Linked DNA regions of Homo sapiens: region 1 is linked to region 2. The links are chromatin loops, found by intact Hi-C in ENCODE. Cell type or tissue: chondrocyte. All regions are shown on one strand. Links, peaks and the distances in the headings refer to the core of each region. The heading gives the core; the rest is flanking DNA.

Region 1 (17,600 bases), core at 4,343-12,342, 100 kb before region 2:
ATACGAACAGACTTCCATCCACCCTTTCAGGCTCTTTGGCTAGGCTATGAAGTAAGTTAACATAAGGCAAATAAACAAGAGGAAAAAGACAATTTTAATTACATATCCCTGCTCAGGAGACCCAAAAAATATGAGACTCAAAGAAGGGTCAGATGATTGAAGCTTATATTGCATCCTGAGCTATTGAAAAGAACAGGAGTTTGAGGCTCCTCCTGGTTGTTGGGGGGCAGGGGTAGGGGTGACAAACTATGGGGAAGTTATAGGGGGGTAAGGGGAGGAGTTGTATAGTGATTAAGGTTGTCCTGTTATTCAGATAAAAAAAACCTTAGGTAATAAAAGTCATCTCAGAGCAGCCTTTGGAAGAATAGGTGACTGCCTGGGCATGCTGTCAACCTCTGGCCAAGCTTAGGCTTCTTTAGCATCTATTATCAGCTTTGGGAAATGTCCTCTCACTCCTTCTCATGCTGCTGATCAGACTGGTAATCAGGGAAAAGGTGGGGACTAACATTGGTTGGGCATCTACTACTGTGCCAAGGACTTTACTTATATTATTTCATTGATACCTTATAGCACATTTATTAATTTAATTTTATTTTATGGCTAAAGAAACTCAAGTTCATAGAGCGTTAGTAACTTGCCGAAGCACTCACAACTGATAAGAAGCAGAGTCAAAACTGGATCCAGATCTGTGTAACCCGCCAAGTCAAGCTCTTTCTAAAAATGTGCACAGGTTTTCTGCCAATTTAAAAACATGCTGTTGGAACTAATAACAAACTCAGTAAAGTTGCAGGATACAAAATCAACATTTTTCACAGAAACAGAAGAACAATCCTAAAATTTGTATGGAACCACAAAAGACCCCAAATAGCCAAAGCAATCCTTAACAAAAAGAACAAACCTGGAAGCATCATATTACATGTATTGAAAATATGCTACAAAGCTATGTTAGCCAAAACAGCATGGTGATGGCATAAGAACAGACACATAAACTAATGGGACAGAATAGAGAGCCCAGAAATAAATCCACATACTCATGGCCAATTGGTTTTTGATGAAGATGGCAATAAGAACACAAAATTGGGCAAAAGACAGTCTCTTCAACAAATATTCCTGAGAAAACTGGATATTCACATGCAGAAGAGTGAAATTAGATTCTAATCTCACACCATATACAAAAATCAATTCAAAGTGAATTAAAGAGTTAAATGTAAGACATGAAACTGTAAAACTACTAGAAGAAAACATAAGGGGAAAGCTCCATGACATTGGTCTAGGCAAAGATTTTTTGGATATGATACCAGAAGCACAGGCAACAAAGGCAAAAATAGACAAATAGGACCAAATCAAACTAGAAAGCTTCCATACAGCAAAGGAAACCATCAACAGAGTGAAGAGATAACCCATAGAATGGGAAAATACATTTGCAAACCATGCATCTGATAAGGGACTAATATCCAAAACATATAAGGAACTCAGACAACTCAATAGTAAGAAGACAAATAACATGATATTAAAATAGACAAAGAGCCTAAATAGACATTTCTCAAAAAAAGACATGCAAATGGCCAACAGGTATATGAAAAAGCTGCTCAACATCACTAATGAACAGAAAAATGCAAATTATAAACCACAATGAGGGCTGGGCACAGTGGCTAACACCTGTAATCCCAGCACTTTGGGGCACTTTGGGAGGCCAAGGCCAGTGGATCACGAGGTCAGGAGATTGAGACCAGCCTGGTCAACATAGTGAAACTCCGTCTCTACTAAAATACAAAAAAGTAGCCGGGTGTGGTGGTGCACGCCTGTAGTCTCAGCTACTCAAAAGGCTGAGGCAGGGGAATCGCTTGAACCTGGGAAGCAGAGGTTGCAGTGAGCCGAGATCGTGCCACTGTACTCCAGCCTGGCAACAGAGCGAGACTCCATCTCAAAAAAAAAAAGAAAGAAACAACAACAATGACAACAACAAAAACCGCAATGAGATGTTACCTCACATCTGTCAGAATGGCTGTTATCAAATAGATGGAAGGTGACAAATGTTGGAGAGAATGTGGAGGAAAAGGAAACTTGTACACTGTTGGTGAAAACGTAAATTAGTAGAGCATTATGGAAAACTGCATGGAAGTTCCTCAAAAAAGTAAAAATAGAATTACCATACTATCCAGCAATCCACCTGCTTGGGTATTTATCCAAAGGAAAGGAAATCAGTATATCAAAGAGATGCCTGCACTCCCACATTCATCGCAGCACTATTTACAATAGCCCGGATATGGAATTAACTTAAGTGCCCATCAGTGGACAAATGGATAAAGAAAATGTGCTGTACATACACAATGGAATACTATTCAACCATCAAAAAGAAAGAAATTTTGTCATTTGTGACAACATGGATAAACCTGGAGGATATCATATTAAGTAAAATAAGCCAGGCACAAAAAGACAAATACCACATAACCCAACTTATATATGGAGTATAAAAAAGTCAATCTCATAGGAAGAGAGGACAAAATGGTGGTTACCAGAGGTTTGGGGTGGGGAGGTTGGGAGATGTTGATCTAACGACACAAAATTTCAGGTAGGCAGGAGGAATAAGTTCAAGAGATCTATTGCACCTCATTTGACTGCAAAAAATAAGAACACATTATGTAATGTTACCTTGAAAATTTCTGAAGAGAAGACATTAAGTTTTCTTACTGCAAAAAAAAAAAAATGGTAAGTTTCTGAGGTAATGCTTATATCCAATGGCTTGAGTTAACCCTTCCACAATGTGTACATCTACCAAAATGTCATGTTGTACTCCATAAATATATATATATAATTTTTACTTGTTAATTGAAAAATAATATAGAATAAAAGAAAAACACAGTGGTAAGAACATAAACTGTGGAGCCAGGCAGCATAAGTTTGGTTCCCTACTCTGTCATCTATTAGCTGAATAGACTTGGGCAAATAACTCAGCCTTCTGTGTCTCAGAGGTGTTATCTATGTGTATCGATATAAGGCTGTAAATAGGGCCTTCCTTAAATAGGGTGGGGATAAAATGAATTAGCTAATATTGTAAAGCACTTAAACTACTGCCAAACACATAGTAGGTGATCAATAAATACAAGCTGTTTGTAATTTCTAGTAACTTATGAAAGAAAAACAGTAGTTACCATAGAAGGATTCCATGGTTTTATTTTCACAAGCATTTCTGTATCAGCTGTCTAGTGTAGCTAACAAAGAATTTTTTGCTTTCTACCTTAAAGTCACAATGTCTTTTTTTAATGCCACAAATATTATTAATCAAAATTTGCCTCACCACTTAATTTCCAATAATAGAATAGTTAAGAAAAAGCTGTAGCTACTTAATGCTATATTACGTATTTTTAAATGATAACATGAGGACTATGTATCCAAATGGAACCATACTTTCAACATAATAAGTGAAAAAAGGAGAAGTGTAAAATTATGCAAATACTATGATGACATGTATATGAAAAAAATAGACTGGAAGGAAAAGACCAAAATTATAACAGTCTTTATATTAGTAACTTGAAGTTATTAATATTTCCCTTATTTTCCAACATTTATTGTTATGTGACGTAGCTACATCATAATAAAATAATGCACCATCCCAATGCATTTCTTACTTCACATTAGAACAAACAAAACACCCATCTATAATCTGTTATAACAACTTTAACGTTCCATGTATGCGAGAGGGTGAGTTTTGTATAAAATAAAAGGCTAAGCATGTTCAAGAATATCACAAAAGATGAACAAAAACCTTTAGAAAGAATAAGAATCTAAGTCCTTCCATTAAAAAAAATACATTTTCCTTAACAGCTAAAATTGGCAGTCTGTGCTAAGAAAACACTAGAGAAGCCAGGAGGAAACCTGAGGCTGCTTACAGTTCCACTGTGGAAGCGCTTCTGACAGATGGAGGCTTCCTTTCCCCCTCTATTTCAGGCCTGCAGGAACTCTGACCAAATCAGGGCCAAGGTGCCAATGTGAACCTCAGCCTGCTCCTTCCCGTGGCTGGGTCCCGTGACTCTATGACTCTACTTGATCCTTACACTGAACAGGGCCCCAGCTGGTCCCAAGATCTCTGTGGTCTCTCACTCCAGCTATTCTTGCCTCATCCATGTCATGCCTTCTGCCCTCCCCATCCTTCCATCTCCTCCTCTGTCTTCCTGTCTTTGGACATCAGTAGGTCAGTTCATGGGTGTCACTGGACATAGACAAAAATGGCCACCTGCCATTGCTGGGCCAACCAGTTGCAGAGGGACTGAAGGCACTTTGGGGTGGCCAGTCGTTATTCAGCGTGGCAGCAGGGCAGCCAGAAGCTCGGACACCTGCTTGTCTGATTTGAATTCACAGCTTCACCATTTATGAGCAGGCTGACTTTAGACATGCCAATTCAACTCGTGAAGCCTCCATTTCTCCATCTGGAAAGCTGGGATGATCATGACAATATCTACTGCATCGTGTTCCTGTGAGGAATCAATAAACTACTATATGAAGTATTGGCATGGTCATTGCTCAATGGAAGCTTTTAATGGAAACTTCAGCTCAAGCTTCACCCTTGAGATATTAGTCTCTGCAAGTCTTTTCTGAATCCTTCCGTAGCCTTTGAGCCAGTTCCTTTCCTCCTACTCATCCTCCTCTTCCACTGAACAGTATGTGACTCTATAATGGCAGGAAAAAAAGAGAGCCTGATAAACTTCTCTATTTTCATATCTAGAGAACGACACAGCCTTTACCAGGAGCATGGTGAGAACCACCATTCAGTCCTGTCTCAGCCTGAGTCTTTATTTTCATCCAAAGTGATTAGGCAATTTGTACAAAGTCTTTGCTACAAGTGGTGTATCAGAAATACAAACCATATTTGTCAATAACACCAAAGTCCACATATATTCCACATATTTATGTTAATAAATTTTTTTGTTTCCTTTTCTTTTTAAGAGGATTGATTGAAGCTTCAAGGAATGAATGAAGCATCAGCAGGAGAGGAACTAGGGTCACAGGCTGCCCCCTAAATCCTGGTACCTCTCAAATCACACCACCTAAGAGAACTTTGAGACACAGAGGGGCAGAGTGTCCTGTCATCCTTTGTCCCCTGTGCAGCCCTGCACCTCCGTGTGGGAGGGCGGGAGCAGCCACAGAGGAAAGCCCAGGCACCTCTTGGCCACCTTGCTTAATGCAAATAAAATTTCTGCGGAAATCTAGTATAAATCTTTGTAAATTGGATCGTACTTTCAATTGACATTTAATTTCAACACTGTGTTCCATGAAGAGAAAATAAATTGGCCCTGAGATCACAAAGGAACTCAGTAAACCATTTGCAATTGTACATTTAGCCAAAAAGTATTAGAAAATGTTTTAACACATCCAATTAAGTAAAATAATGATAAAAATACAGCAGAGCAGAGACCACCAGAAACTGTACATGAAAAGGAGTAAGATCTCATTTCACTGGAACAGCTCCTGGGATTTGAGGGCGTAGATTTTTTCTTTTAATGAAAATTACTCTCAAGGTTCTATTCTTTGAACAACTCTTCTCTCCCCACAGTTCTCAGTGGATCTCTATCACCCATCAGCCTCTAGAAACATCAGCTCCTCCAGCATCAAACTCTTTTCCCTCCTTTGTGATCACAACTTTTTTTTAAAAGAGTTATTTAACCTGCCACCCATTAATAAATAAGTATAACTAAAGACGTGCATTTAGCCATGCTGATTTAAGTCAGTGTCACTGAAATATTTTTGCCGAAGTCATCAGAAAAGCATCTCTAAGCAAACCTCCTGAACATTATTATCATCCTTGCAGCCTGTGTTCTATTACAGAAAGTGGGAATTCTGCATTCCACCTGAATATATAACCATTGTGCTTTTTATTACAGAAACATTTTAAGTTACAAGTTATATTGCTTTAATTTCTCCCCCACCCTCCCACATTTTTGAGGAAAATTGATGCCATTTATCCTGTGGACTGCTTCATATCCCAGAGGTCATGTAACCAAATTTGAGAAGCACACACTACAGAAACCAAAACAGGACAATAGGCAGACAGCTCAGCCTCAGGAATGTTAAGCACAGAGGATCCTATCCTTCCATCTATGTTCTAACAATCCATTGGAAAGTGGAGACATTATTATTATTATTATTATTATTATTATTATTATTATTATTTGAGACAGTTTCGCTATTGTTGCCCAGGCTGGAGTGCAATGGCATGATCTCAGCTCACCACAACCTCCACCTCCCAGGTTCAAAACGATTCTCCTGCCTCAGCCTCCCGAGTAGCTGGGACTACAAGCATGTGCCACCAAGCCCAGCTAATTTTTTTGTATTTTTAGTAGAGATGGGGTTTCTCCACGTTAGTCAGGCTGCTCTCGAACTCCTGACCTCAGGTGATCCATCCGCCTCGGCCTCCCAAAGTGCTGGGATTACGGGTGTGAGCCACCGTGCCCGGCCAGTGGAGACTTATTTTGAAGGGGGTAAATTTAAAGCAACATTCTTTAGATGTGCCATCTGCAATAGCATCAGGTATAAAGGCGTAGGTCCTGAAGTGGCTGTGCCCACAGTGACAACACAGGGGAGGAGCAGTGTCCCTGCTCCACGAGAAGATCATAGGAATGTCACCAGGACAGAAGTGCTGAGGAAGGTATCTCATTTCGTCTACATTAGCCTGCTAGGGGCTCAAAGCAAAGAATGAGCAATATGTAAATGAGGACAAGGAATGATTAATCCTCAAAGTTCGACTGCCTTTTTCCAACAGTTGCCTCATTTCTTGGATATTTGCCCATTAGGCCTCTGTCTTTTTTTTTTTTTTTTTTAGGGTTTTCCATCTTCTCTCCTTCATCTCTCCCTTTTCTGTGGGAGCTCTTGCCATGCTAGCCAAACACACAGAAAACGTGCTGGAGAAGGAGAAGGTTATGTCCTTCTAAAAGGATCCATGAATGTGTCTCTTTTTGAATTTCAAATACTGCAGCTAGATTTGCAAACCTTTTCAAAGTCATCGAGTTCTATTGGCAATAATATTTGATCATCATGTGGTAAACACCCACTAGGAGCAAATGTTATCAACCGAATGGAATTCTAGCCACTATGATATTTCAGCTCTGACGAATAAAGAGGTGGGGGAAGGCAGAGCAGGGAAGAGTTCTTTGGGGTCAGTAATTACATGATAAGCCTGGGAAAAGGCTTACTCACATCTAAGAATCATTAAAGGGAGAGCTATAGTTTTGGCCAAGAGATATAAAGATTTGAAAAAAGATATTAAGTTGAAATCCTTTACTTAAAATGAAATAAACTGTACTTGACATTTGGAAACTGCTGCTCCAGCAAAGATAAAGGCACTAAGGTTTCCAAATGGAAGGTTGAGATAGAATGTGGAGGCTTCCTGAGATTCTGAAGTATAATTTAGAAACTAGAAGCAAAAACTCAGATTCTTGGAAGATGTTCAGTAAAGGAAATATTTTTCTTGGCACGATGTGCTTCATTTTTCTTAGAGAAAAATTAGAAAAAAAGAACAGGCCGAGGAGGGCCAGTTTGCATAAATGGGGCAGAGGCTGTAATAAAAAATAAACAGTGCAAACTCATTTCTTTTGGGCTCAACAAAGCAGGAGACAGCAAACAAATAAAAATGAAGAAAAGTAATTTGATCAGAAAATATTTGTTTATTTTAAATCAAAAGCTATATGAATATTTTTTAGATATTAAAAAAATTATTTTTTTTAGATTCAGGGGGCATATGTGCATGTCTGTCACATGAGTGTATTGCATTGGTGGGGATTAGGCTTGTTATAATATCTGTTACTCAAATAATGAATATTGTATCCAAGAGGTAATTTATCAGCCTTCGCCCTCCCACCCAACTTCCTCCCTTTGGAGTCCCAGTGTCTGTTATTTCCATCTTTATGTCCATGTGTACCGGTTATTTAGCTCCCACTTTCCAGTGAGAACACGTGGTATTTGGTTTTCTGTTTCTGACTGAGTTAGTGCACTTAGGCTGATGTTCTCCAACTCCATCCATGTTTCTGCAGAGGATATGACTTCAGTTCTTTTTTATGGCCACAAAAAGCTGTCTGAATTCTAATCAAAGGAATTATGAGAAGGCTTAAATGTAGAGTGACCAGCAGCAGCAGTAGCATGTACACAGTATTGAACCTGGTAAGACACCCAAATCCTAATCTCCCCAAATCCTGAAATGGAGAATAGAAAGTGTTTAACTGGAGAGAGACAGAACCCATATCTAAATCAGCAAAAGGGCTCTGAGAAACTCATCAGCCTCGAAATCCTCCATCTCTGATTTATGGGATGATCTTCACCACGGGCTCTCTGGATGGAGATGGTGGATGGGAATCATGTGTGACATGTCTGCTTGCCTGCATTTAAACACAAGTATCCCAGTGTTCCTAGACAGACACTCTGTTTCTGCAATCTCTAGCATTGTTTTGGTTTGGTTTGGTTTGGTTTTAGCATGAAAATGTGTACTAAATCATGGCCGGCTGTTTCTCCTTCACGTTTTCAATTTACACATAATTGGGAACCTGTTGGTCAGGTTTGGGCCAGAACAGGCCTCTAGAACAAAATTGTAAAACTAACAGTGGAAATTAACAATAGAAACTCTGCGAGAAATTCAACTCCAGTATTCAGAACCACCAGTTCTGGTAACACTTGCAAACAGTTTCAAGATATAGTCTTGTTTTTAAAATCTTTTTATTTGACTTGAGACTGAATTTTCACAGACTCCTTATGAAACTGCAAAATGAAATGATATCAAAGAGCAGAATTGTAGATATCATAGGGTGTTGAGTTTTCTCAGACAAACCTCTCTCTTCGGCCTAAATTTGAATCCCAACATGCTTATTACTTTAATTCGGGAGTTTCCAAATTCCAGTGACTCTCTGAGCCACACTTAAACCACCGCACCCTTCTGAGGAGATTGGAGAGCGATGTCTGACTCCAACATCAATCCAGCCTCTCCTTTCCCTGCTTAGTAAACATGCTTTTGATGTTACTAAACACATAGCCATCAAGAAAAGCACCATGTAACAAGGTACCTGATGTCTATCTTTCCAGACGGATATATGAAACTTTAATTATCTAGAGTCTCAGTAACAAGAAAGTTCAAATAACTGAGTATTTTTCTGTTTACAGAGTAAAAAGCCAAGGGTGACAAAACACAAGAACTTGAGTTGTCTTCAAGAGAACATTTCTAGTTTATGTTTCAGACTCTGCAAACATTCAGGTCATCTCCCAGGTCTTCTGTGTAGATACGGGTTTCAATTCTCACTCACCTATATTTCCTTGTGTGGTGTTGAATAGTAAATGGAAGCACGTATATTGAGTTTTCACGGCTATTAGACCCCAGCAAAAAACCGTGTGTTTTCCCAAATGCTTTCTCAGTTGCCACTCTCAAACAACTCGGAGGCAGGTACCATCGTCACGGTGTCAAACTCCAGATAGCTTCTCCCTGGGTCATTGTTCTTTACCATGGGCGCCTCTACCTCTCAAGTAACATGCGCTTTGAGCCGCCAATAAAATGAGGATATGGACCACATCAAAGTTTCTCATTCAATCTTTCTTTGGACAAATGTAAAAACATCAGTATCATCTCCCACATATCTCTTGAGCTACATTGTCTGAAATGTATATGAAAATTATATAAAATTATACATTGATGTATCCAATGGTAGAAAAGAAAAAAGATATTCAATGTAAAGCAAATTCGATATTATAATTTTATATTTAAAAAATAAAAATCATACCCATTATGATCGTACCCTGAGTCCCCAGAAAAGAGACAAGCAGTCTTCAACCAGCCAAAAAACAAACAAAAAAGAAATAAAAACAAAAGAAAAAAAGGGAAAACAAATTTGCAATAAAGTAGAAGGCATTTACAGATCCCCTCTTGTCAAAACATTCAAGTACTCATTTCTGTGGGAATATATCAGCTAGTAACCCCTCCAATTCCTACAGATTCCCTTGTGAAGCATTTGAGGTCAAATACTCATATGACAATTTAGAAGTATGTTGCCCTAAGATTTTTCACCCTGACTCATTGATTTGAGAGTTGGGACTCCAGTAACAAGAAACATAATGTCAGCAGATATTCCAATGGACCTCGGCACATTCCTTCCAGAAGCTTCCAGCTGCCAGCAGAGGAGCATGGCAGATATAGCTGAGGACACGGGGGGTTTCCAGTGGCATAGTTACCACAAGTGCAGCCGGACAAAAATAGATGGAGATGTGGCAGGGCAAGTGATCTGAAATTTCCTTAGGACTCCTCTGCGACTAGGGGTATTTTTCATAGCATCTATTCTGAACTCCATCTGCCACTGTTTGACTGTTTGAAACAAGACATTCCTCTACTCAGAACATTATGTCAACTGACCATGATGAGCTGGGTCCTTTGCAGGTTCTGGGCTGTTTCCTGTGGCTCTCTGAGTTATTAGGATGCCCTGCTTTTATCACTTATGTGCCATTTTATTAAAGGTCATGCAGAAAAAAACTGCTTAAATTTTTTAAAATATGTAATTATTAATGAGATCTGACCTTGAGAGCAGCTATTCATCCCTGGAGTGTTGGGGAAAACAGGAGAAGTGTTTGCTGTCATTCTGCCAGGCCTTGGGTGTTCTTTCCTAACCAGCACACTGTGGGAGTTATATGGTGAGCCGTGGGGAGTGCTGTTTACTTGAGCTGTGATAGACTGTAAGATGGGGGTTGAGGGTCTCAGTGTGAGAACATGCTTGTAGCTATGATAACTCAAGACAGCCAAGTTTTTGAAACTACCTTGGTCTTAAATTCAAATTTGATTCCAAATGCTTGAAAAGTCTGTCCTGAATCAGGCCGAGTTGATGGTAAATTGTCTTTTCTTTAATCTTTGGAAATAATTCCTGATAAATATGATATTAAGAACTATGCTCATACGTTAACTTTTCTTAAAATCTTTCCATGAATTTACCAATTGTCTTTACACTAGAGCATGTGTGTGTGTGTGTGTGTGTGTGTGAGAGAGAGAGAGAGAGAGAGAGGAAGACAGAGGGAGAGAGAGACAGAGAGGCAAAGAGAGACAGAGACAGAGAGAGAATGAGATTTGGCAAGTGTCATGATTAATACCATTTTAGTAAGATGATCCCTGCAACCAAAATCACTCTAATTATACAAAACCATGATGAGAACTTGACTCCTAGCTTTAACACCACTGAATTCTGACTTAAACTGCCTCCCTTTTCTTTGCTATTGGGACACTTTTACTTTATTTTTTATTTTTTTAGAAATGGGGTCTCACTATGTTGTTCAGGCTGGACTCGAACTCCTGGGCTCAAGTGATCCTCCCACCTTAGCTTCCCAAGTAGCTGGGACTACAGGGATGAGCCACTGAGCCCAGCTGGGGCAATTCTATTGATATTACACATCACTGAAGAAAGTCTCAACAGAGCTGACAAGACCCTGTTAAAACAGTGTTGTTTTCAGCAGGGAACACTGCTGATCGAAGTACACATCCAGCATGACTAAAATTCCACCTTTCTTTTGTACCACCTCAAATTTGTCCTATAGAAGTACTGGTATCTTTATTTAAAAAACAGAAAAACAAACCAAACTAAGATGAATTGAGTACCTTCTGTGCACCAGATATTTTATTTTCATCCTCTCTGTAATCCTCCCACAAAAGCTATGAGTTATTACTGCCAATTTACAGAATATGAAAATGAAAGAAGTTATAATGCTAGGTTTTTCTAATCCCATTTTCCAGCATATTGTGCTTTTAAAGTAGTAAAATATGGTATGGGATGACAAAAAAACCATTATTTTTGTGAATCATTCTAAATTCAGAATCACATAATTATATGAATTTATATCCCCCCTCAAAAAAAGAGTATATGCTGTGCAAGTTGAGATAGGACTGAGGCCTCATGAGCCCCAGAAAATTGTCTGATACGACGTTACAAAGCTTCTATTGCAAGCGTAAGCCTCACTCTAGTTCAGAGACTTCCAAAGAATTGAATCACCAATGAGGCAATGTTGAAAATGCTGCGGCTGATAATATATTGGAAATTCCACCCCTAGTTGATGGAATTAAATAAATCAAAGATGAATCAGAGATGGACTGCAGTTTCCTACTCATGAAAATATAGCAGTCTCTGCTACCAAAAAAAAAAGTTGTTGAAAAATGTCTCCTGTATATTAACAAGATAGAGGTGTTTGAAGATGATGGTGTTCATAGAAGATATCTGGAATGCTGTTTGCTCACCATCCCAAGATTGGTATGAGGTTAGAAAGAGCTTTTTCAGCAGCTGAACACATTTGCTCAATATACCACTCAATGACTCAACAGTGGTGCTGTGATTCACTTTCTTTCTTAAGATCGTACATTAAAAGATTCAATAATATATTTGCATTAAAATGCTTTCAAGATTAATTACATGCTTCTAATTTTAATGTTATTTAATGTCTTAAATAACACTTTACAATGTTAACTTCACCTGATATGACTTTATATTAGAGTAATAACATATGTCTAAGTACATATTTATATTTTGGAGGGACATTTTTATTTATTTTTGAAATTTATAAATTATTATTTTAAATGTATTTGTTTCAGTTAAAAATGAGCTTTAAAATGAGTCTTTAAAAAATACAAGCCACGATACAATTTTAATTTGAATTTATTTCATGATGAGTGAGGTTGAGAATCTTCTGGTGTGTCTAAATGCTATTTGCATTTTTTCCTGCAAACTTTTTGCTCATAACTTTTGCCTCTTTTTCTATTGTGTTGTTGGTTTTTTTCTTACTGATTTTTCAGCTCTTTGAGATATATATTGCACATTTTTACAATTTGTATCTTCCTTTTGCCATGTAGAAGTTTAAAAATATTATGCATGTTTGTCAGGGTAAGAAATGCTAGCTGCTATTGGCCAGGTGCGGTGGCTCACGCCTGTAATCCCAGCACTTTGGGAGGCCAAGGCGGGCAGATCACAAGGTCAGGAGTTCAAGACCAGCCTGGCCAACACAGTGAAACCCCATCTCTACTAAAAATACAAAAAAAAAAAAAAAAAAAAAAGCCAGGCATGGTGGCTTCCACCTGTAATCCCAGCTACTTGGGAGGCTGAGGCAAGAGAATTGATTGAACCTGGGAGGCAGAGGTTGCAGTGAGCTGAGATCGCACCACTGCACTCCAGCCTGGGCAACAGAGCAAGACTCTGTCTCGGGAAAAAGCAAAAAAAAAATGCTAGCTGCTGTTAACATACGATCTGAATAGTTCATTTAGCTTAGTACAATAAAATTTATTGCTTACTCTCATTATAGTCAATACTGTTTGCTAGGAGGGGAGGGGGGCACTGATAGGGACTCTGAAACTTGTAGTCATTTAAAAGCCAGGCTCTTTCCATCTGTGACACTGCCATTATCAACAGGAAACCTCCAAGTTTATTGTAAAAGGAGAAAGAGGAGAGGACTGTGATCGTGCATGGGAGACTTTTATGGGCCAGTCCTAGAAATGGTGTATGTCAATGCAGTCCATATTCCACTGGCCTAAATTGTCAGAGAGGTGGGAAATATAGTCTTCTTCACACCCAGGAGAAAAATGAAACCATTTGCAAACATGGTATCATTTTCACAGAACTGAGTATTTTCAAATTTTTCAACTTTTTTTAATGGTTTCTGAATTTCATGTCATGTTTAGAAAGGCCTTTTCTATTTCAAGGTTCTAAGAAATTATTCCATGTCTCCTTTTAATGCTGATATAACTATCTCTGCTTTTAAGATTTTTTTTTCTTTACCACTGATTTTCAGTCATTTGATTATGAAATGACTCGGGGTGTATGTGTGTTATAGGCAGAGAGAGAAACAGAGAGAGAGAAAGGACACTGTATTTAATCTATTCAAGACAGATTGGATCTATGAGTTTAAAGTTTTCAACAAATCTGGAAATTTTCTGGTCGTTGTTTCCTCAAATTTTTTTCTGCTTCCTCTTCTTTTCTATTTTTGGAACACCAGGTATACATGGTTAGACTATTGAATATTGTCTCACAGGTCATTGAGGCTCTTCTCATTTTTTTTTCAGAATTTTCCCCACTCTATGGGCCACATTCTGGATAGATTCTATCACTATTCCTTCAAGTTCATCGTTCTTTTCTTCTTCAGTGTCTAATCTGCTATTAATGTTATCCAGCTATCTTGTTGTTTCAGATATTGTAGTGTTCATCTCCAGAAGGTCCATTCTCTTCTACTTTATGTCTCTCATTTCTCTGTTCAATGTGAACGTATTTCTTTTAAATACTTGTACATAGTTATAAAATCTATTTTAATGTCCTTGTATGGTAACTCTATCAATGCAATAATCTCTGGGTCTGTTTCTATTTTCTGATTTTTCTTCTGGTAATGTGTTGCATTTTCCTGCTTCTTGGTGTATCTAGTAAGTCTAGAGGTTGCACATTTTTATTAAGTCTCTAAATTGTATTGTTTTCCTTTTAAGAGAGCTGAACTGTGTTTTGGCATGCAGTTAACTTCCACACATGGCAGTTGATCCTTCAGGGACTGTTTTTTAAGCTTTTGGTAGCAGAAGCATGCAGTATGTTTTACTCCAGGAATAGTGCAGCCTTTCTGTTACTGCCAACAAGTGACCCATCTGAGGTCTTTACTAAGTGTCCTAAGGGATCACTGAGTACTCTCCATTCTGGTCTTTCTGATCTAGAACTTCTCTCTGCTGTGAGATCTTGGAAATGTTCAGCTCACCTAGTCATTTTTTGCACTACTTTGTAGAGAGGTCCTCTATGCAGGCATGGCCCAGTAGTCAGCAAAGACTCTGCAGCATAACTGCACAGATTTCTGTAATTTCACTTCGGTATCACTCTGTTCTTTTCTGTGTCTCTGCCCTTCAAACTCTGACTACCTCAACCTCTCCTAACCCTGATCTCTGTCTCCTCAACCCACTGAGGCCACTGGGCCCTGTTTGGAATTCCCCTACCTACGCCTTATTTGGGAAATTGCTTGCAGAAATATGGGACTATCATAGGGCTTCCTTTTTTTTTCCCCTTTTTTAGAGATCATAGTCCTGGGCTGCCTGCTGGTCAGTGTCTGAAACAATTTTTTCATACCTTTTTGTCTAGTTTTTTGTGGTGGGAAGTTAAGTTTTATCCTTTTTATTTTGTCACATCTGGCTGTGGAAGTTTAAGTTTGTAATGCTGCAATTGTGTTTTGTAATTAGAACTTCCAGATTTGGTCTGAAGGTTGAATCTTTAAAAAAAAATGAATAAGCAAACCAAATAAATATTATTTATCACATTAAAAAGTCATGCAAACTTTATTCATCATAGAATTAGAATGTGGTTCCATCCATAAGCCAGATAGAATGAAATGTAAACGTAATGCTATGCAACTTAAACTCTGCTGGTCAAGGGAGTGTCTTCCAACCATCTCACAGCAATTCCATTTTATTTTCTTTCTAATGTTATACATTTCTCCTGGTCATATTCAACTGTAACTAATTTTTACATAAGTGTATCCTGTATTGTCCTCTTTCTTGGATTCTTCCTTTATCTCGCTAGAATATTGTTGCAGGGGTGGGAGGCAATTCTCCATGTGTTATCCAAGACTCTCTTTTCAAGGACATTTGTACAGCAAGATTAGTGTCTTCCTCTGAGGCAGAGAGCAAGTTTGATTCCTGACCAGGATAATAAAGATAGCTTCTTCCTCCATAGGAAAAGTTGGCTGGGTTTACTGGCAGACTTCTTAAGATTGGGGGTTTCCTAAACTCAGGGATCCTTGGCTGTGAATGCAGACCCACTGTAAACACAGCACCAGCCCGGGCAGCCCTGCGTCTCCCCTATGGAGGCACAAAGGTACCAATGCAAACAGGAAGCTCATGCTGCCTGCTGTGCGGTGAATAATGAAGTTGTTTGTCTCTGACTGGGAGTCTCATTTCTTCTGCCAGCATCTCTGAAATTGGTAGACTAACTGAGCTGCAAGCAGGGTAAACTCTCAGACCTTTCATTGTTCCTAACAAGCACTGTAGAGCGATATTTTCATCCATGTGCCCAAGATGATAATTTTCATGTCTGAAAGTGTTTTGTTTTGCCTTCACATTTGATTATTTTGACTGAATGAAGATATTCTAGAATCAAAATATTTTTTTCCCTCAGAACTTTGAATTTTTTTTAATGTATAATACCTAGGGTTTCCAGTTAGAAGTTTGATGCTAGTCTGTTCTCATTCCTTTATAAGAGACCTTGCTTTCTCTCTAGAGTTCTCTGTCCAAGAAGCTTTTTGTTGTTTTCCTTAGCCTGGCTTAGTGTTTGAAATTCCAGTTGGAAGATTCCTGTTCTGTTTTTTAATCTCCAAGAGTTTTCTTTCTGTTACTTCCTTATTTCTTCTCCTCTTTTCCCTGTTCTTCCTTGCTGAAAATTCCTATTGGATATATTTTTAATCCCCTGCATCTATCCTTTATGGCTTTTAAAGTTTTTTTAAATTTTAATCTTTTTGTCTTTGGGTACTATAACGGGATGTTTCCTTAACTTTGCCTTCTAGATTAATAATTTTATCTCCGGTTTTTTTTTCCATTCTGAGTAGTGTGATGAATTGTCTAGTTTTTAAATTCAGCCCATCCACTGATGTATGTATAAACGAACCTATATATGTATGTTTCAGGAAATCATATATTTTTAGTTCCAAGCACACTTTATTCAAACTTCCACCTAGCCAGAATTCAATTACTTCTCACCAAGTTTATTTATCTATAATGTCCAGATCTAAGTCACATCACCCCTCAACTGGGCTGTTTTAATTTTTATCTGTTTATTTTCTGATACAGAGTCTCGCTCTGTCACTCAGGCTGGAGTGCAGGGGCGCAATCTTGGCTCACTGCAGCCTCCACCTCCTGAGTTCAAGCGATTCTCCTGCCTCAGCCTCCTGAGTACCTGGGATTACAGGTGCGTGCCACCACGCCCGGCTAATTTTTTATTTTTAGTAGTGATGGGCTTTCGCCCTGTTGGCCAGGATGATCTTGAACTCCTGACCTTGTGATCCACCCGCCTCAGCCTCCCAAAGTGCTGAGATTACAGGCACGAGCCACCACGCCCGGCCTTCAACTGACTATGAAAATAACCTAACTCCTCGTATCCCTTGCCCTCCCTGTCCCCAGCGTCTGTTCTCCACCTAGAAGAAGTTCAGAGTGATTTTTTTTTTTAATGTAAGTAACGTCACTGCATTCCTCTGCCTAAAATACTCCAGTGGCTTCCCATCTCATTCAGAATAAAATTTGAAGTCTTTGCCGTGGCCTACTAAGTCTTATTTGATAGGGACCCCCACTATTTCTTTTATCATGTCTTCGACACATCACCTTCTCCCTCACTCTATTTCAACCACACTCACCCCAGGGCGTTTGCACTTCTCCTTTAGACTTGGAATACTCTTCCTCCAGATATGTGTGTGACTTGCTTCCCCAATTCATTCAGATCTCAGCGACGTCTTTTGTGGCCCTTCTATTTAAGATTCCAACCCTACTGTTCACTCTCTTACTCCATTCTCTGCTTTATTTTTCTCCATAATATTTTATGTACTGATGATATACCACATCTTATTGATTAATTGGTGGATATCATGCCCTTGTTTAATTT
Region 2 (12,111 bases), core at 1-8,000:
AGCATATTCTATAACGTCCAATATATGCATTCTACCATCTTTCTAAAAGCCAAAAACTCGAGAATGCTTAAAAGAGTTGTATTTTATTAAGTCAACAGCATATAGATATATTTGAAAAATATTATTACATACATGTCAGCTTTTTTTTTTTTTTGACAGAATCTTGCCCTGTTGCCAGGCTGGAGTGCAGTGACACCATCTCAGCTCACTGCAGCCTCTGCCTCCCGGGTTCAAGCGATTCTCCTGCCCCAGCCTCCCAAGTAGCTGGGACTACAGGTGCGCATCACCAGGCCCAGCTAATTTTTGTATTTTTAGTACAGATGGGGTTTCACCATGTTGGCCAGGATGGTCTCGATCTCTTGACCTCGTGATCTGCCCACCTTGGCCTCCCAAAGTGCTGGGATTACAGGCGTGAGCCACTGCGCCCAGCCACACGTCAACTTTTTTTTGGTTTGCAGTTTCAGTGCCATAGAGACTTATGAGTCATTTATAATAATGCTTTGGTATGGGGGCTCAGAAAACAATTTGGTATTGGGGCTCAGAAAACAAAATGAGGGTCTTGGGGTAGTCTCAAAGGCAAAAGTTTTGTTTTTTGTGTTTTTGTTTTTTTTTTTCCTGACCTTTTTGCTCCTAGTCTCCCAGTCTCATCTTCTAGCCATAGAAACTAGAATCTCTCTTTTTCAAGGTGGGTCATAGAAACCAGAACCTTTTTTTCCCCAAAGACGGCCATAAAACCTGAAAACATTACCCCACTTTTTCCTCCATTGTTCTGTGTAAAAATTGGCCATAAAGAAGTTATCTGACCTACTTGTTTGACTGCAGATTATAAGACCCCCATTCTAGAGAGAGTCCTGTCGCATACCCTGAAGGAAGAAATGCATGCTCAGAGAGGCCAAGAAGGATCAAGACAGACAGGCTTTGCTGGGTTTCTCCACTTAGTCTCTTAGCATTAGATAATATTCTTTTTGTCCAATCATATTTCTGCATGGCTCTCCATACTGTGTTGAAACTAAGCATAAGAATTGACAATTTCCCATATACTTTTGGGTCTTCATTCTGAAGGATCCTGTGTTTACACATTAAATACATTTTTATGCCTTTTCTCCAATTAATCTGATTTCTGTGAGTTAATTTTTCGGTGAAACTTCCGAGGGCAAAGAAGTTTCTCTTTGACCCTTACACTTGCCTACTCTGCAAGGTTGAAACTACTGCACTAAAGAGTATTATCTCGTTCATTGATTCACTCATTGATTCATATGTTCATTCTTTCAACAAATATTCCTTATTGAATGCCTGCTCTGCAAAACTCTACAGGCTCTGGGCTATAAAGAGAAAAATGACCCTAGCCCTTCCAGTAGCTTACAATTTAGTAAAAGACACTAATTTTTTGGAAAATAGTAATACAATCTTGAGTTAGCAAGTAGTTTTCATCTCAAAGCTATCTTGCTGGTTTGGGGTTCTATTTTGAGGTAGCTTTCATGGCCATATCTGGGCTCAGTGGAAAAAAATGCTAAGATCTGTTAGCAACATCTGATGTGGGCGCAGCCGTGGAGAATGCACACAGCACAGTGTTTGGCTGACTGTGCTTTAATTACATGGTCGAATGAAATTATTTATTACAATGAAAGTAAGAGCAATTTCCACAGAAGGGCAGAAGGAAGGTTGCTTTGAATTAGGAACACCTGAGAGGCTTTATAGTGGTATATATAGAGTGTTTCAGGATTTCCAGACAAGAAATAATAGGTAGGGGCAAAGACAAAGTAAGATCACAGGACAGGCTGGTGTAAGTGGGCCACAGGGCCTTTGGGGTGATGAAGTACTCGGTGATCAAAATAGATTAAGGAGAGGCCATACGAAGGAGTTTGGACTTCAATTTGCAGCAAGTGAGTTACAATCGAGGGCTTTTGAGAAGAGGATGTTCTGCATTTTAGGAAAATCATCCAAACAGCATTTTGAAGGGGGTGGGGCTTAAGAGGAAGCTGATGGAAAGTAATCTTTGTGAAGGAAGGATTGCAGCCACCTAGTCAGGAGATGGTGACGAGAAGGCAAAGACATTAGCAGTAGGAATTCAAAGAATGGTTGGCAGACATTTTGAGGAAGAAATGACAGATTTGATCATCGATTGGAGGGAGGAGTCCAAAGTGAAACCAGGGTGTCTACAATGTGAATTCACAAGAGGAGGAGGGCTCCGTAGCTGGCAGGATGGGGCGTTACTGCAACGCGGGGCATCTAGAGGCCGTGTTATGGTCAAAATGGTTACAAGAAAAGACCCTGCAGGTATTTCATATTGTGAGTCTGTAGTTTAGAAAAATAAAAGAAGAATGTTCCATGCGCAGAAAAAGTTCCACTACTATAATTCCTTATGGTAATTCTAAAATTCTGTAAGATAAAAATTACAAGCTTTTATGAGGTTTGGTGCCAAAACTTATTGGGTGATAAACCTAACCTGAACAAATGTGAGGCTATCTATAGACTTTATCCTACTCAAAGTCAATATTCATTTTTTTTTTGTTGCAGAAATAATACACTTAAATGTACAGTACTGTCCCAAATTTACTGGGCTGAGGGTTTTTATATTAAATGGTGCATGTATCAAATTATCATTTAAAAATAAAAAGTGGATATAATTTCTGAAATGTATCTGTTCCCAAGGTTTTAGATGAAGAATTGTGGATATATATATCAATACCTACAGTGGTTTTTTAACTTCACATTTTAAGAAGGTATTGTCTTAGTTTTATGCATTGGCATAAAGCACAGTAAATAAACAGATGCCTCTTTTTATCTGAAAATTTTGGAGAATAAAGCATTCTTTGTATGTGTCTTTTCCATACACTCATGCTTAGTAAGTTTCTTTGTCCATAAAATTGGGATAATAATACTACCTACCTCATAGAATTGTTTAAACAGCTAATGTACACCATCTAACACATAAGTATGTTAGCAAATTTAGTCATTATTATCTCACCCCTTTAATTAATAAAACATTTTTAAAAAGCATTTTGGATGAAAAACTTGTTTTCCCAACCTCTGAAAGTGCAATGAAAATAAATGTGTCCCTTCTTGTTGAATGTAAAGAGCAAAGAGTACCCCCATTTCTTGAAAACCTAATATGTACTTGTTGCTTTAATCCCACGAGATGAACGTTATTTTCCCCATTTCACAGATGCAGCAACAGAGATTCTGAGATGTTAAGTAGCATGATCAAGTTGCCCTCCAGTAAGGGATAGGTTAACTTGTCTTTCCACTTCGTCTAGCTCCTAGAGATGCACGGAAGAGACAGCAGATAAAACACATTGTCCGTGTGAGTAAAACATTCACGTGGGCCTCTTCCTAGGCATACTTCTGGTTACTTTTTAATCAGCTATAAGAATGTTGTTTTTCCATTTGTGCTATTAGTCCTATGTGGATAAGGACATACTTCAGACTCAAGATTTCTAATGATGCCCCTTTTTATCTACCTCGAACCAGTCCCTACATCGTCCCCCACCAACAGTAACTTCTGGAAATAACACCCATTTGGCTTATAATAATAAAGTCTAATTTTCAGACAAGCTGCAAACGGTATCTGTTAATGTGATCATGATTGGGAGGAGGAAAGGGATGTGAGAGTGAGGTAAGAGTCTGGTAGTGGCGCACTGAGGGTGTGGGAGGGAAGCGTTCCCTTGCTGTAAAAGGGGATTACCTGACCCAAAAGGAAATCAAGTTTATTGTAACTTGACTAAGTAAACAGCAATGTAATCCAGTTCTTCAATTTTTGATGTGGATGCTTTAAATGAGAGAGTGTCACATTTTCTCCTTTTCTTCCCTAGAGCACACATATCAAACCCGGCCTCTCTCCTCAGCCTGAGGTATGGTTTCTTAGTCTCACTCCTCGCAGCCAGGCAGGAAATGTTCCCAGCCACAGGATAAGCCTCCAGTTGGAAGAGGGCTGGGAGGGGGAGTGAGAAAAGGAAAAAAAAAGAAACAAAGAAAAACAAACTTTACTAGAGCCGCTAGCAGGAGCCCCAAAGGATCCCGGCCGGTTTCCAGTTTCCTAGAAGCGGGGATCACACCTCCCCGCGCACTCCCGACACATGCGCGCGCACGCACACACAGGCGCACACACACAGACACACAGGCGCGCGCACACAGGCACACACATGGACACACGGGCGCGCACACACAGGCACAAACACAGGCGCACACATAGGCGCACACACACACAGGCGTGCACACGTACACAGGCACACAAACAGGCACACACAGGTACACACGCACACACAGACAGGCACAGACGCACGCACACACACAGGCACACAAACAGGCACTCACACAGGAGCGCGCGCGCGCGCGCGCACACACACACACACACACGCACTATGCCCGCCCCCACTCCAGCCCGTGGGCGTGGTTCCCAGCGTCTGCGAATTCGCGCGCCCGGGGCGGGGCGGGCCTGCCCGGGGGCCCCTGACAGCCGCGGGAGAGAGCGGCTGGTCGCACCTCGGGCCGCGCCGCCCAGCTGCTGACAGCCTCCCGGCGCGCCGGTCCATGCTGGTCCCGGTCTTTGTTCTGGGGCCGGCGCCGAGACATGCGCGGCTGACGATGGAGGTGGAGGACTCGGGCGGCGTGGTGCTGACCGCCTACCACTCGTACGCGCGCGCCCAGCCCCCCAACGCCGAGTCGCGCTGCGCGCCCCGCGCCGCAGCCAGCCACCCGCTCAGCAGGTACCCGGAGCCGCTCCCACCAGGGCGGCGCAGTCGCGCTGGGCTTGGGGGGTTCGCCGTGCAGCTGCGCCTTGTGCCTGAGCGCACGACCGCCGTCACTGGATGTTGTTTCAAGTTTTGGTGGACTAGATGAGTGAGCCTGGGGTTCTTTGCATTGTCTTTGACTGGAGGTGGGAAACGCTCGAAGGCTCCACCAGCCTGGGCTGAAGTCGTTGGCTAGCAGAGATTAGCAAGCAGCAGGATTGCATTCTTGATACGATTTGAGGATAAGTCATGTGTATATATATATATATACCTCATTTCGGCCAAAGTTGCCTATAAAACATCGGGAAATTAAAAAATATTCCAAATGAAACACAAGCAGCACATGAAAAGAAAACAGTAAATGAATAACCCTAAATCCTCAGAATACTCCTTTTGAGAGCTTGTTCAGTAACTGCATGCCTGGTTTAAAATTTAGGTTGAGAAATTCTCTAAAAAGTACACCTCAATAGACTTTTAAAGACAATTTTATTTCTACATGTTAAAACCTTTCAATTGTATAAAGGCATTGGTGTCATTATTTGATTACTGCTAATGTCAACTCTATGCTGTCAATGCAATTATATTTCCTTTTGGTCAAAAGAAGTCTATAAGCATCTCATCCTGTACATTTCAGATTTAATCAAGGATCTATGTTAAATTACTCTATCAGTGATCATCCATTTGATGCAAGATCAAGGCCAATGAGACTTTCATTAACTGAAACAAAAACGTTTAAGTGGGTAGACAAAAGTATTATGATGAGTGAGATGGTTAGATATTTGATACATATTTGGGGGAAGTTTTATTTGTGTAAATGTGACTATCTGATCCACTGACGAGTGCTTTTCTTTACAAGGGGGCAGTTTGAGTGGTGTGTTTTCATCATGTTTATTTTTAATCATTTCTTTTATCTCATACTTTTAACTTTAGTTGTGCGATAATTACTTCTGTTTCCTAATTTAATTGATTGTGATTTTAATTGATTTCCTAATTAACAGATTGTGACTTTATTTCAAGGAATATCTTTTTGGCTAGTATCCATGAGAAGAACAAAGTACATTGGCAAGAGATCTATGTTGGGCTTGGCTAACAAAGAAAATGTTGTTTCTTTCAAAAACAGCAGGTTGAGTGAAATCTCATTTTTATATAAAGACAGTGGGAAAATCACATTTTTTTTCCAGCTTTAGGAGTTGTGCATATACTTTTAAAGGCTGCTCGAAGATATAAACTGGCATTTGTCTTTAGGGTATTTTCTTTTCTAAACATAATTATTGGCTGTAAGTACTCAGATTATGACTAACTAAATAAATATATATATGTGTGCGTGTGTGTGTGTGTGTGTGTGTTTTGATGAAAAGCATGGGCCAAGTTTGTCCATTTCTTAAACGGTTCTAGTGTAGCTGTCCTGTCTATAATTCCCAGCAGCTGTCTCAGAACGCCAGCCAGATTGTGCCATTTGGGCAATTTGAAACTACATCCTTTTCCAAAGCAAACTAGAAGCAGAAGTTCTATTAACTCAGCATGTGGTCTTGTGGAATGATAATACATGAGAGCAAGCGTTACGTGTCAGAGCTAGTATTTCACCTTAAGGTTGCCAATTAGATTCACGTTGTTCCAAGTTTGCATTTTTGGTGACTGCCCTGCACTCTGTCTATGGGAGCCTTGGTACCATTGTTCCTCTGCTGCAGAACCCCCTGGCCCCCTGCAACCCAATCACAAGAGAATAGCTTAATTCCTTGGTTCCCAGTAAAAAAGCAATCAAAAAGAGGTTCCTGTATTTACAAAGAGCCAGAGGACACCATTAATCATAAGTCTGATAACAGAAATAATCAGGCCCAAGTTATTAACCTTTGACTCACTAACTAATGATCAATACTTCCTTTCAAGCCAAGAAGCAAGATCATATTGTTCTACCTCTGAAGAAAGCACTCTCTCTTTCAAGAATACCCTTTCCTTTAAATTGCTTACACATTTGTAACCTATTTGTGGAGCAATGACCAGAATGGCCCTAGAAAGCGTGGACTTTTGTATCTGCGTTATTTTTTAGCTCTTGGTGGCATAGGTTCAATTCAAAGCAAACCATTCTTTTTTATTTTCCAGACCCCCACTACACCTGAGTTTATATGTTTTTAAGGTTTTTTTTTTTCTAGCCTTTTCCCAGTAAAATAGAATATAGTATCTTTCTATTTGGTCATTTTTTCCACTATTATATCCCTAGAGCAGTATCTGGTACATTGTAGTAGCCCAATAAATATTTGTTGAGTAAATTAATGAATTCCTGCCAAGATTACAAAATAGCCAAGATAAAATGGTGGGATTTTTAACTGCCAACCTCAACCTGTTTGCACCTCCATGGCCAGCAACGTGTTAGGCATTTGGGTTACAGAGATAAACGGGACATAGTCCCTGCCCCAAGAATGTGGCCCTTTACCTTTCAAACCAGCAAGACTTTGAGAAAAAAAGAGGAAATAAGTGACAATATTTCTACATCAAGAGGCTTCAGATGTAAATCTGGATTTTTAGCTAACCATTTAAAAAAAAAATTGAAGGACCCAGCAGCTCAGGCCTGCCCTGCTGCCTGCCATCCCTAGCTGAAGCTGAGCTGCTCCATCATGGGGGCTGCTGTGCTTGTTTGCCACACTCTCCCTGTTTCCCTTCAACATTGAGGCAGTTTCTTTTAGGGCTGCTCATTTTATTTTATTTTACTTATTTTATTTTGTTTTCGTAAAGTGAGTAGCCAGTGAAATGTACTTGTCAGTTCCTCAGGCTTGAGGTCAGATTGGCAGACCTTGACTCTACACCAATTACTACAATGTGGCCTTGGGCAATTTACTTCCGCTGCTTAGGATATTGACTAACGCAGAGGAAGCACCAGATATATTAGCTGTATCCCTACGGTTATCACTTTTAATCAGGTGTTGTTGCTGTAAAGAGGAGAGTCAAACTTTTGGTACTTGCATCACTATCAGAAGCGGACAAACAAAATAAGGTCAAGAAAGCCTTGTTTGTCAAGAAAAAAAAAGGGGGCCATTTAAAACTCAAATATCTGAGTTTTATAGCTCCAATCTTGCAACCGAAGAATCAAAGGGATCACTCATTCTTACCTCATTTTATAAAATAGTTAAAACTATGTATGGAGCATAATAAGTGAAACCACCTGAAGTCACATAAATGCACTGGCCTTTAGAGGGAGTTGTGGGTACCTAAAAGATTCTAGGTTGCGATATATTGACAGTAAGGAATCCTCAGATTTAAGTTCTTTTTTTAAAATCAGTATTCAGAATGTATAAATTAATATGTTTATTTTTAATATATAGATTATCCTTTGTCCATCTTGTCCTGTTCTGTTTTTGCTCTTTAAATTTGCATGGGGCAGTCTGCTGTGGCATTTAAAATACTGTTATACATATTTCCTTTTGAGCTTTTGGGATTCCTTCCCACACCCCCCGTTTCTTTAAGAGTTATTTCTTTTTTTATATATAATTTCTATCACCATATTTCTTGATTCTAATAGAGTGTGAGGATGGATAGACTTGCTTGTTAATTCTCATAATTAATTCTATTTTCTCATACTACTTTTATCTTTCAAAGTTTTCTTAGGAATTAATTTCAAGGACTCCACAAAGTCTATTTTGGCTATTACTTTTCAGTAGCATGGCATACTTGTAACATGAATTTTAATTTGTTTCTTTGGAGCTAAAAGGCAAGAAAACCATCAAGATACAACATCTTTCTGTCCCTAATAGGCATACAAACTTTTAAGTAGTTTAAAGCAAGAGCATAATTCTCTCAGAGGAAGTTTTAGCAAACATATTTCATTCTCACTTATTTTCCATTTTGGTCAACTGATTTGATATTACAACAACAACAAAAAAACATTCTCAGCTTGTGTTTCTGGACAGTTTAGACTTATTCCTAATGAGGAACACCAATTACCTTCTGTGTTTAGCACCTTTATGTGCTTAACAGTGGCAGGGAGTCCTAGTTGGTGTCTACAGTGCATTTCTAGATCATGGGGGATTCCAACCACTGCGAAATTTATTCATGCAGCAAAGAGACTCACAAGTCATAAGTATTTGTTGGGAGGAAGAGAACTAATTCTTTATTTCACAAAATTGTATATCCACATCCTATTGTAAAGGAAGAAAGAGAATAAACTAACTATAAATTATCAGTTCTGTTAAATGGTTGAAATTAGAATCATGATTTTTAGAGAGGCTAAGCTTCTATTCAGAATCCAGAGTGAGACTATTGACAAACATACAAAATAATTTCACTGATAAAATGAAACGTAGCTGAGGATAAAGCTAGATTTTGTTTTTCAAGGGTTTCCTGAGTATATACAAATAATGAAGTACAATGTTTTTTTTGTGAAGGTATAGTAGAAAATGGCCATGATTATTTCTGATATTTATCTAGTTATACCATAAACTTCCCGAGAGAGGACAAAAATAGAGGAGGGAAACAGCCAACTCTTCCTCGAAAACAAATATAGAAGCTAACCAAGGTTATCCTAGGAATTCTAATTCTACAGCAATGTTTAAACTTCTGTGAGGGGGCTATTGTTTCTTAACTATTCTTAATAATAAGATAATTTGATTAAAATGGAATGGATGATTAGAAAGTAAATATTTTATATTGAGGAAAAACTAAATTTAGCAACTTTTAGTGATAGATTTATTGGTACTTTCCTGGACTGAAATTAATTAATTAAGAAAACATTTACTTCCAGGTGCTAACTCTTACTAAGCATTTATGTAGGCCCGTATGAGCTTATGTACACATGCACAGGGACACCATATTCTGGGGGATACTAGGTATACTTTCTTGAGAGGATTCAAAAATAGTAATGGAAATAAGATTCTTAGTAGACAATAGGTATTTATAGGTCATTCTTTATGTTATGGTTGAAATCAGAGTTGGTGTCTCTGGTTTCTTTTTACAGTGGGATCCCTGCTGAGCGTAGATTCCTCCATATGCAGAGCTGTTGGAAAACATCTGGTACATTTCCTTTGATGGTATCATATGGCTAAATATTTGGCCAGTTGCTCTATCCATTTTTAAGCTGCTCACTTCTCCCTGATCATTAATCTCTAATGTATGCACAAAAGTTTAGGGAATTTAGAGTATTGTAGAATCGCCTTATGTAGATGAAGATGGTGACTAAAAAGTCATAACTTTTAACTTTCTATTTTGATGTAATTTTGGGCTTAAGAAACTTGCAAAAGTAGTCCAGAAAGTTTCTGCTTCTGCGTAACCTTTACCCAGATTCCCCAAATGTTAACATCTTGCAAAACCAGAATACCATTTGTGAAAACTAAACAAAGTAAAACTGGTACAATACTGTAAACTAAACTACGACCTATGTTTTGATTTCACCAGTTTTCCAATAAAATCGGAATTTTCCTGTTGTAGAATTGAATGTGGGACTCCACACTGAATTTTGTTGTATCTCCCGAGTCTCCTGCAATCTGACAGACTGTCCTTGTCTTTCATGACACTTTTTGAGAACTGGTTGGTGATTTATAGGAAGTCCTTCAAATTGGGTTGGTCTGATGTTTTCTCATGATTAAATTAAGGTTATGCTGTTTTTTTTTTTTTTTTTGAGCCAAGGTCTTGCACTGTCATCCAGGCTGGAGTGTAGTGGTCTGATTATGGCTCACTGTAGCCTCGACCTCCTGGACCTAAGCAATCCTCCCATCTCAGCCTCCTGAGTCGCTGAGGCTACAGGCACATGCCACCATGCCTGACTAATTTTTGTATTTTTTGTGGAGATGGAGTTTTGCCGTGTTGCCCAGGCTGGTCTCAAACTTCTGGGCTCAAGTGATCTGCCCACCTTGGCATCCCAAATTGCTGGGATTACAGATGTGAGCCTTCAGCCTGACCAAGCTTATGCATTTTCGATGAGAAATCTGTGGAAGTAATATTGGGTCCCTCTGAGGGCATCATACAGCGGGTATGCGACGTTGACATCTTACTAACGTTGGTGTTAGGTTTGATCTTCGGGATAAGGTGGTGTCTGCCAGATTTCTGTACTATAAAGTTACGATTTTCCTCTTTTTAATTAATAGCTACCTTTGGAGAGATACTTTGAGACTGTGGAAATATCCTTTTTCTCCTTAAACTTTTAGCATTTATCTGTGGATCTTGTCACTACAATTCACTAATGTGGTCTTCTAAAGGTGACTTTCTATTTCTCTCATTTCTTCTACATTTGACTCATTTTACATACTATGAAATAGACGTCTAGTAGTCTTGCTGATTTTGTTTTTATCTCATTAGCTTTTAAAAGGTCAGCCAAATATAAATAGTCATCAACAGTCATTTAATCTACTCTTTTTTTTTTTCAGTTTTGACACAAAGTATAAAAAATGTTTTAATTTTACCTGGTCTGACTTTATGAAAGCTCTAAAGATAGATTTTCTAATTTTTAAATTTCTGTGATTTTTTGGAAGCAAATGTTTATTAATAGGCTCAAAGGAAAAAAATCGGCTGGGTGCAGTGGCTCACACCTGTAATCCCAGCACTTTGGGAGGCCGAGGTGAGCGGATCACCTGAGGTCGGGAGTTCGAGACCAGCCTGACTAACATGGTGAAACCCCATTTCTACTTAAAAAAAAAAAATACAAAATTAGTCGAGCGTGATGGTGGGCGCCTGTAATCCCAGCTACTTGGGAGGCTGAGGCAGGAGAATCACTTGAACCCAGGAGGCGGAGGTTGTGGTGAGCCAAGATCATGCCATTGCACTCCAGCCTGGGCAACAAGAGTGAAACTCCATTTCAAAAAAAAAAACAAAAAACAGAAAGTTGCTAAATTAAATGCTGTGTTAAGAGAGTGTAGTTGTTCTTAAATCCCACTTTGCCTAGAGAGTATTACTGAAACTATCTTTTATTCTTTGAGAATTATCTTTGTACCTGATGGAAAACATTTTCCTCTTACCAGTGTTCCGGAGATGTTATCTGAACATCTGCAAATGTATTTTAACTAAAGTAAACATTCTAATTTGCATGTAATCAGAATTTTTTCTCATTCCATCCTCAAACTAAACAATTTTGTTTCTGAGGTAATTGCCATGTTCTTATTTCTCAACCATATGGTCTCTAGATGTCAGTTCTAGCCAAGAATAAAAGTAAAATGTTATATAGCAAAGCAGAAGAGGTAAATGGAATGTTTTTCAGAAGAAAATTTTGGAAATAAATTCTATCTGTTTAAGCAATACACTTTGCTTTGTTTTTAAGCCTCTTTGGATGAAAATAAAGTCAGGCATACCCTTAAATAGTGTTAGAAATTAACCTTTTCTTAATGACTGTTATCATTAAGACAGCATAACTGCATGTGTTTACTAAAGTAAAGGTACCTATTGAGATGTGTAAGTTTGCTTG

What was found. A loop is a pair of places that touch in the nucleus more often than their neighbours do. Peaks named below come from ENCODE experiments on the same cell type or tissue, not always from the same donor. Only the 100,000 strongest peaks of a DNase experiment are listed, where the experiment ranks them.
Region 1: a loop joins it to region 2, with 4 times the contacts of the local background. A loop is called at or near these places in 6 of 110 quality-filtered maps.

The regions. Positions count from the first base shown.
Region 1 is chr18:6,617,742-6,635,341 of GRCh38, forward strand. All of the region lies in intron 2 of LOC107985176 (a long non-coding RNA gene), which reads right to left. Among named protein-coding and RNA genes, the nearest start is that of ARHGAP28, 100 kb to the right of the region's middle. In chondrocyte, for the core only: no CTCF peak of the experiment used is centred there; no DNase peak of the experiment used is centred there.
Region 2 is chr18:6,725,238-6,737,348 of GRCh38, forward strand. It overlaps ARHGAP28 (Rho GTPase activating protein 28), which reads left to right and starts at 4,479. Exons shown (of 18, transcript NM_001366230.1): 1 at 4,479-4,706. The coding sequence starts at 4,585. ARHGAP28-AS1 (ARHGAP28 antisense RNA 1) reads right to left here and starts at 4,625. Exons shown (of 2, transcript NR_134645.1): 1 at 4,483-4,625; 2 at 3,690-3,931. RefSeq lists an enhancer at 4,249-5,212 and silencers at 4,382-4,471, 4,682-4,781. In chondrocyte, for the core only: CTCF peaks have their summits at 4,723 and 7,915; DNase peaks (open chromatin) are centred at 4,084 and 4,504.